Regions from separate parts of the Homo sapiens genome. Here regions 1 and 3 are each linked to region 2. Evidence: chromatin loops called from intact Hi-C (ENCODE). Cell type or tissue: CD4-positive, alpha-beta T cell. All regions are shown on one strand. Links, peaks and the distances in the headings refer to the core of each region. The heading gives the core; the rest is flanking DNA.

Region 1 (2,500 bases), core at 1-2,500, 77 kb after region 2:
AAGAAGCAAAGGCATTCCCAGGAAACACATTGCAGGGAACACTTTAAAAACTTGTACTTCACTGCCTCCTCTTCCTCGGCCTAATTGCTTGTTTTTAATTATTTCTCCTTCTTAACTTAAAATACTATGGGGACACATGTTATACAAAGGTGACTTAGTAGAGTCAGTAGAAAAGCCAAAATTAGATATTATCATAATTAGTCTAGAAAAATCCCTTTAAGTCATTCATCAACTACAGGGTCACACCAACTTTCAGTAACTTAGAAGTATTCAATTTTCCCTTCTCAGAACAATTATCTGTTTCTTCAGTTCAGTTGAAGAAGAAAGTTTGCCTTGCCTTTAGCGGTTGTTTAGCTGAAAATACATTTGGGATATTTAAGCACTGTAATTGTGCTCAGAGACATACAGATTCTTCTATCTCACATTGACTTTAATGCATACACCTATTGAGTATGTATGCTTGAGTTATTTGTGTGTGTATTTCATTTCTGGGCATCCATAGCAAGTTGATGTTGACTTGCTTGTCCTACGGCTTCTGCATCCTGCCATAGTCTTGCCGTCCACATCTTTGCTGGACAGAGAGTGGTGCTTGCCATATGGTAAGTCAAAAGCCATCTCCTTGCTAGGCCAGCCTGTGGTAATTAGATGACTAATTAAGATATGTCCTTTCACTAGAACACTTGACTTAGTAGTACGAAAGTTCCAAAATCAGCGGTCTCCTGCGATGTTTGGCCACTTTTAAGTTTCACTGAATTTCTCCTTTTTCCTTCTTATATTTCTCTTAGTGTGAAAGTATGTTCTCACATGCATTCTACAAGGCTGAGACCTGAGTTGATAAAATTTCTTTGTTCTTTCAGTGAAGAGAAAGGAAGTACAGAAAACATGCAGAAAGCACAGAAAGGAAAACCAAGGTTCTCATGAATCTCCAACTTTAAATCCTGTAGGTATTGAAATAGGTATCAGCTTTCCTTGAAAAGAAAAATAGAGAAATTAGTGATTTGGCTTTTTGTTACTTCCTTTTACTTTTTTGTTTCTTGTTTGTTTCATTTTGTTTGAGATGGAGTCTTGCTCCATAGCCCAGGCTGGAGTGCAGGGGTGCAATCATGGCTCACTGCAGCCTCAAAGTCCTGGGCTCAAGTGATCCTCCTGCCTCAACTGTGACCCTGGGACTACAGGCATGCACCACCATGCCAGGTTAATTTTTTATTTTTATTTTTTATAGAGACAGGGTTCACTTTGTTGCCCAGGCTGGTCTCAAACTTTTGACCTCAAGCAATCCTTCTGCCTCAGCCTCCCAAAGTTCTGGGATTATAGGTGTGAGCCATCACATCCGGCCTGTTACTTTCTTTATTTAAACATTGCTTGTGTTTGTGGGTGCATAGGTTAAAGGGGCCTCACAGATGAATTATGATATGGTACCCAAATTAAAAGTAAACTTGTACACAAAAACCGTAAGAATCAACAAAGGAGGGAATTGAGAGTGTGCTGAAAATGAGCTGAAAAAAGAACTTGGCCAACCTCCATGTTCCGTGTTGTTGTTATCCCTGCAGAGAAACAGCCTTTACCAGGCATGGGTTCAGTATCCAAGCCTGAGCAAAGAGATTGCTCTTAAAGTTTGTCATAAGGGCACAGCTTAACTTTCTCTGGCTGCCGGTTGACCTTATGTCTCACCATATCTTTTCCCAACATGGTATCAATATATTTCAGATAGCAAGAAATACACCGAGAAAAGAAACCAGTTGCACTTAATGGAATTATTTTCTTATTTGGGGCCAGGGCTCAGTGGGAGTTAGGATTCTTTAAATTAATATGGTAAAAAAAATTTCAATTTGAGCCATTTTCTGGTATTAAGAATAAGAATAGTTACAGGGAAGAAAATTTTAGAGTAGTTATATTTATTATTTATTTTAATAAGTCTATATGAAAAATAACCTCAACCTATTTTATGAATTCTTTAGGTTTCTTGCCTTTAAAAACTAAGACAATATTGCTTAGTTTCTGGCAAGGCCGGAACCTTTCAGAATAAAAATTGAATGGTAAAAGTAACCTTCTTAATCACTTAATCTAGCTTCCTAATTTTATACATCAAGCAACTGATTGTACTTCTTTCTGAATTAAGGAAAAATTAGAAGTTCACATTTAGAATATTCTAAAGATATATTTTTATTTGTCTTTCTCTGCTTCCATTTTTTGCTTTCTAGGAAACAGTGGCAATAAATTTATCTGGTAAGGCTTTTATCATTTTATTTCATAGAGATGGCATCCTTTAGAGTAATAGGCCAATTTCAGAGTAAAATAATGTTACTAATTTCAGTGACATATTATGGGATCTTGTTATTTCTCATACAATTCTACCTGCTCAGCATAAAGCATTTATCAGGCAGTTTGTTTAAATTTATAATGAATACTCATAGTTAAAAATAATCAAGTAACAATAAGACACAATAGTCTGAGGCTTAAGAAACTTTTCCTTCATAATCAGCTAGATGTATTACAGAAC
Region 2 (6,612 bases), core at 1,824-4,323:
ATTACAGGTGCGTGCCACCACGCTTGGCTAATTATGTATTTTTAGTAGAGATGGGGTTTCACCATGTTGGCCAGGCTGGTCTTGAACTCCTGACCTCAGGTGATCTGTCTGCCTCGGCCTCCCAAGACAACAGAGGATTATTTTTAAGTAAATAATGCCTCTTCCCACACATCTGCTCACAGTAATGGCAGCATGATGTGAATTAATGTCATTAGAAACCCATGCTGTCCTCCAGAGTTGCAAAAGCCTGTCATAGGAAAATTTTATAGTCATAGAAGGATGTTCCCCTCCTTTGAGAGTCTGGTTTGCTATTGTTAGAGGAGAGAAGAGGATTCAGAAGGCTGCCAAACCTGTATGTTGCTGGTTTTGTCTCCTCTGGAGATTGGTGTGACGCTCATGAAGGGGACTCAGCCACCTGTGCAAAGCCCAGCCCTTTATTAAGTCACTGGGCATCTCATGGAGTCAGGGGATGAATTACTGATAGATGACTGGGAGGAGGGTGCTTAGGCACTGCAGTTGAGTGGCTCACAAGGAGCTAAAATTTCACTAATGCGTATTCAGTGGGTGGTTCTGGTTTGCCTGATTTTTGCCTCTGGGCATGGCTGTTTCAGCCTGAGAGGCTGTTCCAAGAATGTTGCTTTACTAGGAGCTCATGCCGCCTGGTGGTAAATATGAAGTACAGCAGTGCAACAGACCAGTTTTACTCCAAGGAAACCCTGTAGAGATGACAGCAATGGTTGGTGATTTCTGCCTCAATTATGAAAGTGATCTGGTGGCAAGTATCTGCACACTAATCCTTAAGTTTAAATCTAGTGGCTATGAGGTGCCCCTGCATGGCAAGCATGAATTTGCAGCTGGAAGATTTCCCTCGATCATATTCCAGTGGTTCTTAAATTTTGATGTACATAAGAATCACCAGGGAAATCTGATTGAAGTTCAGGTTTCCAGCTTCAGCTCCAGAGATTCTAGCTCAGCGGGTGTTAGATGTGACCCAGGGCTCTACCCATTTAAAATGAGCTTCCGATGAGGTTGGTCCGTGTAGCCTATTCTTTGGGAAATGCTGGCCTAATGGCTAAAAACATGAATTGGAAACCAAGCACAAGAAGGAGCAAGCTGATACTTCTGCCAGCAGCATGACATTGGGCTGCTGCTAGCCTCAGTTACTCTTCTGTAAAAAGGCAGTAATGGCCAGGTGCTGTGCCTCACGCATGTAATCCCAGCACTTTAGGAGGCCAAAAAGTGGGAGGATCGTTTGAGCCCAGGAGTTCAAGACCAGCCTGGGCAACATGGCAAGATCCCATCTCTATTTTTTTTTAAAGTCAGGCAAAATTCACAGGGCTGTTGCAGGAGAAAATGGGATCCTAATATAAAGAGCTTGATTCAGGCTCTGGTCATGGCAGGCACCAGTACATCCCAGCTCTTATTATTTGTGGTATTAATCCTAATTATCTGCAAGTTACAGGGCCAGAGAAGACTAGGGGAGTTCGGGTTTTCTAGACCAAACAGACACTCAGTCCTGGGCCTGGAGGTCTCTGCAGTGAGGTGCTGCCACAGACAGAGCCACCTTAACTCCTCAGGACAACCAGTGGCTTCCGACACACACTATGCACTGGAGGGCAAGCAGCTCTCAGCTTGGGAGCAACTGAGGATGGTGAACAGCCTGGGCAAGGAGTGCTCTGAGGCTAAGACCCTGAACAGCAGGGTCAGTATTTTTTTATATCTTTGTGCCTTTCAGGCCAAATGGAAGTTGGTAGCTCTCCTATCCCATTGCATTTCTAGAGCAATCTCTGTCTCCTCAATTATAAAGTGCGCTGATAATACTTCCCCAGATAGTTGTGAAGAACAGCTGAGAGATGATATGTGTAAAACCCTTACCTGATGATTGATGCTAATGGTCCTTGGAAAGTATTGTTCTCTCTCTCATTCCTTCTGGCGTGAATATATCCATAGTATCCTTTTCAAAGACAGATAGATCAAGAGAAGGGAAACAGATGGTCCAGATGTGTAGTGAGATTTTAAGGCAGTGTTTCTCAATGTTTTTTAAAAAATCCATGTTTCCCTCAATAAACATAAAAGTCAGACCACCTGTTTCTATATGTATATATGTATGTGTATATATATGTATATAAGTTTAATACATAGTATATGCATTAAAAGTCATATCTTGTATATTAAAAGTCACACACATATATATGTATATATGTATGGGAAATGTATCTATATGTGTGTGTGTGACTTTTAATATACAAGATATGACTTTTAAGATATATAGGCACAGCGGCTTATGCCTATAATTCCAGCATTTTGGAAAGTCAAGAGGAGAGAATTGCTTGAGCCTAGAAGTTCAAGGCTGCATCAAGGCTGCAATGAGCTATTATTACATCATTGCACTCCAGCCTGGGTGACAGAGTGAGACCTTATCTCTAATACACACACACACACACACACACACATATATATATATACACACATACATATATATATGTACACACACACATACATATATATGTGTGTATATGTGTATATATACGTGTGTGTGTGTGTGTAATTATTTTCTTTTCACCCATCAGGTTACCAGTACTGGGGTTATGAGTGTAAAGTAATATAATCACTTTGCAAGTTGTGAGGTACTGTAGATTATCCCATTGATACACTTTAATCCATGTTATTTTTTAAAATCTCCAATGTATTCTCAAATTATTCCTCTTTACAGAACCGAAGTGCAGCTCCCCACTTCAGGTAATGTGATTCTACCCTTTGCCTGAGAAACATATCCATCCTAATTGCCATGTGCTCAGCTGGACCACTAGAGGGAGCCATCCTGTAACGGGTGAGGTCAACCTAACAAATGGTATCAGTCGAGTATTGATCGGAGGCCAACGCAAGAAGTTACCAGTAGCCTATTTCAGATTTATTAAAAAACACATAGGTAACGAGTCAGAGCTTTGGCTAGGAATGATTTGGAAAAGAACTGAAGGCATAATTCCACAGGACATTCACAGTTGTGTGCTAGAGACAGAGAGGAGCAGGAAAGTGTTTTAGAAGCATTTGCGGTGGACAATGGAAGGCCCGGCTTCATCGTATTCCTGTTTGCTGATCCACATCTGCTGGAAGGTGGACAGAGAGGCCAGGATGGAGCCACCGATCCAGACAGAGTATTTGCGCTCCGGAGGGGCAATGATCTGTCAGTCAAGATGAAAAAGAATGGTCATTAATGTCATCATTAGTGCAGTCGTTAGTGCGGTAGGACAGAGCCTGGATGTTCTACCATGGCCTAGTTTCTTGTTCAGCAGGGACACAGGCTTGTCTGTTAGATGCCAATTGTGTCCTAATTGTGTCATGTTCTTGGCAGGACCGCCAGAGGGAGCCATGGATTTAGAAATTCTTCAGTAAGCACATTCGTTTTTCTCACCTGTAACTCTTCGACCACATTATTGAGCAAACTGAAAGTTGGCTCCAAATCCAGCCATGGCCCCCACTTAAGAACCCTGGCAATGCCTCTGATTTCCATGAACTCTGCCTCAGAATTCAACACGATACACTTTCTGTAGAAACAAACCCTAGCCTATTCAAAGGAGAAGTTTTAATTGTGCTAGGACTTAGTATACAAATGTGTTTCCACGTGGTGAAGTGAACTACCACTTTTCACCCAGATGCTCTGTTTAACATTGGGGAACTCAGGGTCCCCTGCTGGGGACATTCCCTTGCAATAGGTGCCTCTTAAGCTGCACTGGTTGGCCTTTCCCAGTGCACAGGCCTAACCTGCAAGGCATGCTCATGTTTCTTAAATAAATGAATGGTTTAGGCACAGAGAACAGTGAAAACTGGCTAACCAGTTTAATCTTTATCTTCTGAGCATTTACTTCTTAATACAAAGTACTGATATTTACTGAGCATGTAATTATATGCCAGGCACTATGCTAAGCATTTTACATGTATTATCTCATTTGATTCTCATAAACATCTTGAAGAATAAGTCTTAAATTACTCCCATATTACATATGAGGAAACAGAGGCTGAGAAAGTTTAAGTAACTGGCCCAGGTAACACCGGTTATATCAGTGTCAGATCTGATATTCAAACCTGGGTTCTCCCAGGTGGTTTTATGTTTTGGTTTGGTTTTAAAAATAACCTTTTTATTTTGGAACAATTTTAGATTTTCAGAAAAGTTGTAAAGAATTTAGTATAGTTTGGATATCTCCTCCAAATCTCATGTTGAGATGTAATCCCCCGTGTTGGAGGTGGGGCCTGGTAGGAGGTGTTTGGATCACGTGGGTGGATCTCTCATGAATGGCTTAGGACATCTCCTTGGTGATAAGTGAGCTCTTCTTCCGAGTTCACATGAAATCTGGTTATTTCAAAGTGTGTGGCACCCTCCCCCCACCCCTGCCCTCTCTGTTGCCCCTGCTTTTGCCATGTGAGGTGTCTGCCCCTGCTTCGCCTTCCACCATGATTCGAAGCTTTCTGAGACTGAGGCCTCCCCAGAAGCTGATGCTAGAGCTATGCTTCCTGTACAGCCTGCTGAACTGTGAGCCAGTTAAACCTCTTTTCTTTACAAATTACCCAAGTCTTAGGTATTTCTTTATAGCAACGCAAGAACAGCCTATGACAAATTCTATGGGAGTTCCCATAGGTCTCTCATCCAGTTTCATTTTTGCCAAATGTTATCATCTTATTGTCCTAGGTTTTTCTTGGTTCTCTATACTATCTCATTACATCGGGGCCCAGAGTTTCACATTAATTTCTATTCAAGAAACCAAGTTTAGAGAACTAGGAACTGCCCAACTCTAGCAATAGCCTCTTTCTGTTATCGACCCTCATGAGATCAACTCAGTAGTGAGCCCAGCTACTGGCTTCATTCACCTCCCTCTTGTGTGGAAGTAAGGGGGGTAAGAGCTGATCAGAATGGCATCCAAGAAACACAAACGCTGTTGGAAAACAGTCTCTCTTCTCTCATGCTGAAGTCTTTTAGGGCAGGACTAGCCAGAGCCTATCATGGAGAGAGAAAGTGTGCATGTTTCAGTCTAGCACACTCTCTAGTGTTAGCTGCATACTCCTTCTAAAAACAGAAGGGAGTGCAAAGAGGAGATAATTTGTTTAAATACCCACGTGTGTGAACTGCACTAGAATTGCCCCTCTACTTCCTGTGACATGGGTCAGAGGGTCCCAAGTGTGGCCTTCTGACTTCAGAGAGTGATAATAACCTTTGAGAAGTGACCCAGCCACAGGTTAAGTTTGCCTCCAAAGAATTATCTCCATTTAATCCCCGAGTTCCCTTCACTAGGGCTCAACATTCACACCACATACAGGGGTCCTGGGTGGCTCAGGGACTGAGCTTGGTCATCCTAGAGTCATTCTGTGCTTTTGAGCACCTGTACCAAAAGATGTGCTAGACAGAGGAATGAGGATAAAATTTGAATTCTTGGCCACAGGATTGAGGTTAGTAGTGGAGGAAGAGTATAAGCTCCTCCTAAATCTACAGTGTTTGAAGTTCTTCAGAAATAAGTCTAGGTCATCAGTATTTTTAAAAAATGTGTTACATGCATGATGCACTATTTTTGTGTCGAGAAAAACAACAAAATGCATATTTTAAAGAGAGATGAGCATGTGGGGAGCTCTGTTGACTTTGACTGCAGCTACTGAAAGTAGCTGACAGACAAGGATAAATAGAGATCAAATTTTATATAAAGTAACTCAATTTTTCTTATGAACTAGATTGACTTACATCCTGTAAAATATGAGATTTGTGTCCATTACCTACCCCTAAAACCCACAATTGCATGTCACCAAAATACAGTCTCTGAAGAGTTCTTATCTGTGGTTATAGGGCTGACACTGCTGGCGGCATTGCCACTGGGTCTGTCACTGAACAGTACCTTGATCTTCATGGTGCTGGGTGCTAGGGCCGTGATCTCCTTCTGCATTCGGTCGGCAATGCCAGGGTACATAGTGGTGCCCCCTGATAGGACATTGTTAGCATAGAGGTCCTTCCTGATGTCAATATCACACTTCATGATGCTGTTGTAGGTGGTTTCATGGATGCCAGCAGACTCCATCCCTGGAAAAGAGACACAGGCCATGGTCCTTAAGTGGAGAGTAAAACCCAGGCTAGACATGGAAGACCAGACTTGAACATCTGGATGATCTTGCAGTGGACTGAGGCTGGGAAGACATAATAATCTAGGAACCACCTGTCTGAGAGACAAAAGGGTCTTGTTATGCTCTATGTCTTCCTGCCTGCCTTCTAATGAGGAAGGCCTGCTGCAGCATCCTGAGGTGTGGGCTACAACAGGTATCACTGATTTTTTAATAGACTCACTACTCACTCCATGTGGTTTAAATAAGGGATGAAGCCTTCCAATTCCCTGCAAAGCTTCCACGCTGAGCCAATGTTGCAACAACTCTTCAGAGCTCTCCCAGGTCTCCATTTAACAGCTACGTTGCATCTGCCCCAGCCCCCAAAGCTAATGGGGCTGGATTATCAGGGAAACTTACTCTATTTTTTATCCTGTTGGAAAAGGCTCATTTTTCCAATCTTGCTAACATTTTTTTTGGGTGGGGGTGGGGGTCTGGACTTTTGTTAATTTCTGACGCAGGTGTTTTCAAAAAACC
Region 3 (2,500 bases), core at 1-2,500, 630 kb after region 2:
GTCATTTGTCTCAGGTAAGCAGAGGACTTACTTACAGTTCTATCCTTTGTGAAGATAAGCTTTTGTGTTCTAGCCTTCACACCTGGGAAGATAAGCTATCAATTTACATTGTCAGGGTAACATTCAACAGAACCATTTTAGGATAAATGGGGGCCCATAAGGAATTTCCTAGTGGGCCAATTGTGAGGGAGGTGTGTAGCTTTTTAAAAATCTTTGAAGCTATCTTATTTAGGAATAAAATGGGAGGCAGTTTTGCCTGACACAGTTACCAGCTTGACTTTTCCCTTTGGCTAAGTGATTTTGGAGTTCCAAGATTTATTTTCATTTTAACAGTTCATAAGATCACCAAAAATGTTTTATTTAACATCAGAACGAAGATAGTGAATAAGAGTACAGAGTTAGAAGAAAGAATTCCACACATCCCTAAATTTGGACAGTTCTCAAAAGGTTTTAACTACTCATGATTCTCTGCAAGACCACTTGGTTACAGCATTCCTATTAGGGAGCTTTGAGCAGAGGACGGTCTTTCCTTCAAGGCCTCACCACCCTAAATCCTATGCCTTAAGACCATCAAAGGGTTGGAATGTGCAATTTTACCTTGTCTGTTATTGAGAACTTGTCTATCTGGGTAATATTAATAATACTTAATATTTTATGGAATATATACATTTGCCATATATTGTTCTATTTATTTTCCTTGCGGTCACCATTTAGTTTGCGTAACGACCCAGTGAGGTGAACATAACATTATCTCATTTCACAAGTAAGGAACCAAGGTCCAGAAAGATTACTGTGTTACTAGGTATCAGTTTGTAATCCAGAAGACAGTTTGACTACTGTGTCATGCTGTCTCTTAATGACAACAGCTAGCTCCAGGGCCTCCAGAAATCGTTCCACAGGTTGTTCATTGGGCAAGTTTGCCACCCAAGAGTGTGTGTGTGGACACACATCTAATCCCCACTCAGCTTGCCAAACTGCCAGCCTACAGGGCTGCATCTGCCTGGTCTTTACCTAATTAGCCCAAAAGTGCTGCAAGCCAGGTACTGAATTGACAACTTTGTGTGCATTATAACATTTCATCCAGGTGTCCCCATGTCTCCACCATCTTGCTTTCAAGGTCCCAGTACTTCCTACACAATGCAAAGAAATCTGTATTGCTTATATTTTGAGAAATTTACATCATTTGAATTATTTGTAAACCTCATTATGAATACCACCTCTTTGGTTTTATCTGTCAAAGAATGCCTACAGATGCTAATTTATTGGGCAACTTTAAAAATTGCCCAATTTTTAAATTTTTAAAAGTTTTAAATTTTTAATTTTCAAATTTAAATTTAAAATTAAAAATTTTTAATTTTCAAATTGAACTGATATAATTTCATAGTTTAGTTTGGTTAATTTCACTAACCAGTATGGGCAATGACCAGGAAATTCCCAGGAAAGTAATGCCATCTAGCGGTAAAATCAGGGCAGATGTAATATACCTGCAATAAATGACAAAATTACAGAACAATTACTCAGACATAAAAAGAAAGGCAACACTGACACCTGCTCAATGTGGATGAACCTTAAAAACATTGTTATAAGCAAAAGAAGCCAGACACAAAAAGTTACATAACATATGATTCCATTTACATGAAACATCCAGAATAGATAAATCCACCATGACAGAAAGCAGATTGGTGCTTGCCAGGGGCTGTGTGAAGGGGGAAATGTGGAGTCAATGCTAAAGGGCATGTTTTCTTTTGGGTGACAAAAAAGTTTTGAAAGTAGATGCTTTAAATGTTCTAGATGTTGTACGAGATTGTGAATGTACTAGATGCCACTGAATTGTTTGCTTTAAGCACAATAATTCTATAGGCACATTACTTTGTAATATTCATATTTACACAAAACATATAATAAACCATATTTGTCCTGCCGTATATTAACTAAGGCAATGTTCTAGGCACTACAAAAAAAAAGACAAAGCTGTAAAAATCAGTTTCTGTTTGTAAAATATGTAACTGAATGGCGAAAAGTTGTACATTTAAATAATAGTACTAGAAGGTAGAAGGTGGTAAGTGGCACAGAGGAGATAAAAGATAATTATTCTGGTCAACTGGAGATGGATGACAACACTTCACAGACGGGGTTCAGGAAGGGTGGTCACACAGGAAAGATTCCAGGAGAAGTGGTTTCTGATCTGGAGCTTAATGGTAAACAACACACCATGTGGAGAATCTCAGCTTAAATTTAAATGCCGAGGCATCAAGCCCAACAAACACAACAGTGTGCATCTTTCTGATGCCTGTTCTAGCAGTGAGATCCAGGCACCAGGCTGCCTGAGAGGCAGCACCCACCTCGAGGGCACTAGGCAAATCCCTGCAAGTGAATTCCCACCACGTTGCTTTGAGAGCTAGGGGTAATCTGTGGAGTCTTTCCATGCAGAAGAATTCAAAATGAATTGTGCAAGTCGGCGCCTAACTCCCTACTCCTTAAGTGTAAGCTGTGCGTAGTG

Evidence for each region. A loop is a pair of places that touch in the nucleus more often than their neighbours do. Peaks named below come from ENCODE experiments on the same cell type or tissue, not always from the same donor. Only the 100,000 strongest peaks of a DNase experiment are listed, where the experiment ranks them.
Region 1: it touches region 2 in a loop (4-fold over the local background); 20 of 110 quality-filtered maps call a loop at or near these places.
Region 3: a loop joins it to region 2, with 3 times the contacts of the local background. A loop is called at or near these places in 6 of 110 quality-filtered maps.

Annotation. Positions count from the first base shown.
Region 1 is chr10:89,011,142-89,013,641 of GRCh38, forward strand. It overlaps FAS (Fas cell surface death receptor), which reads left to right. Exons shown (of 9, transcript NM_000043.6): 7 at 858-940; 8 at 2,202-2,226. Among named protein-coding and RNA genes, the nearest start is that of FAS-AS1, 19 kb to the left of the region's middle. In CD4-positive, alpha-beta T cell, for the core only: no CTCF peak of the experiment used is centred there; no DNase peak of the experiment used is centred there.
Region 2 is chr10:88,932,185-88,938,796 of GRCh38, forward strand. ACTA2 (actin alpha 2, smooth muscle) reads right to left here. Exons shown (of 9, transcript NM_001613.4): 8 at 5,877-6,058; 9 at 2,890-3,182. The coding sequence ends at 3,039. It overlaps ACTA2-AS1 (ACTA2 antisense RNA 1), which reads left to right and starts at 500. Exons shown (of 5, transcript NR_125373.1): 1 at 500-775; 2 at 1,457-1,702; 3 at 2,714-3,389; 4 at 6,028-6,292. RefSeq lists an enhancer at 91-190. In CD4-positive, alpha-beta T cell, for the core only: CTCF peaks have their summits at 2,893, 3,130 and 3,329 (motif pointing right); DNase peaks (open chromatin) are centred at 2,827 and 3,367.
Region 3 is chr10:89,562,600-89,565,099 of GRCh38, forward strand. No RefSeq gene overlaps it. Among named protein-coding and RNA genes, the nearest start is that of SLC16A12, 28 kb to the left of the region's middle. In CD4-positive, alpha-beta T cell, for the core only: CTCF peaks have their summits at 1,429 (motif pointing left) and 1,629; a DNase peak (open chromatin) is centred at 1,462.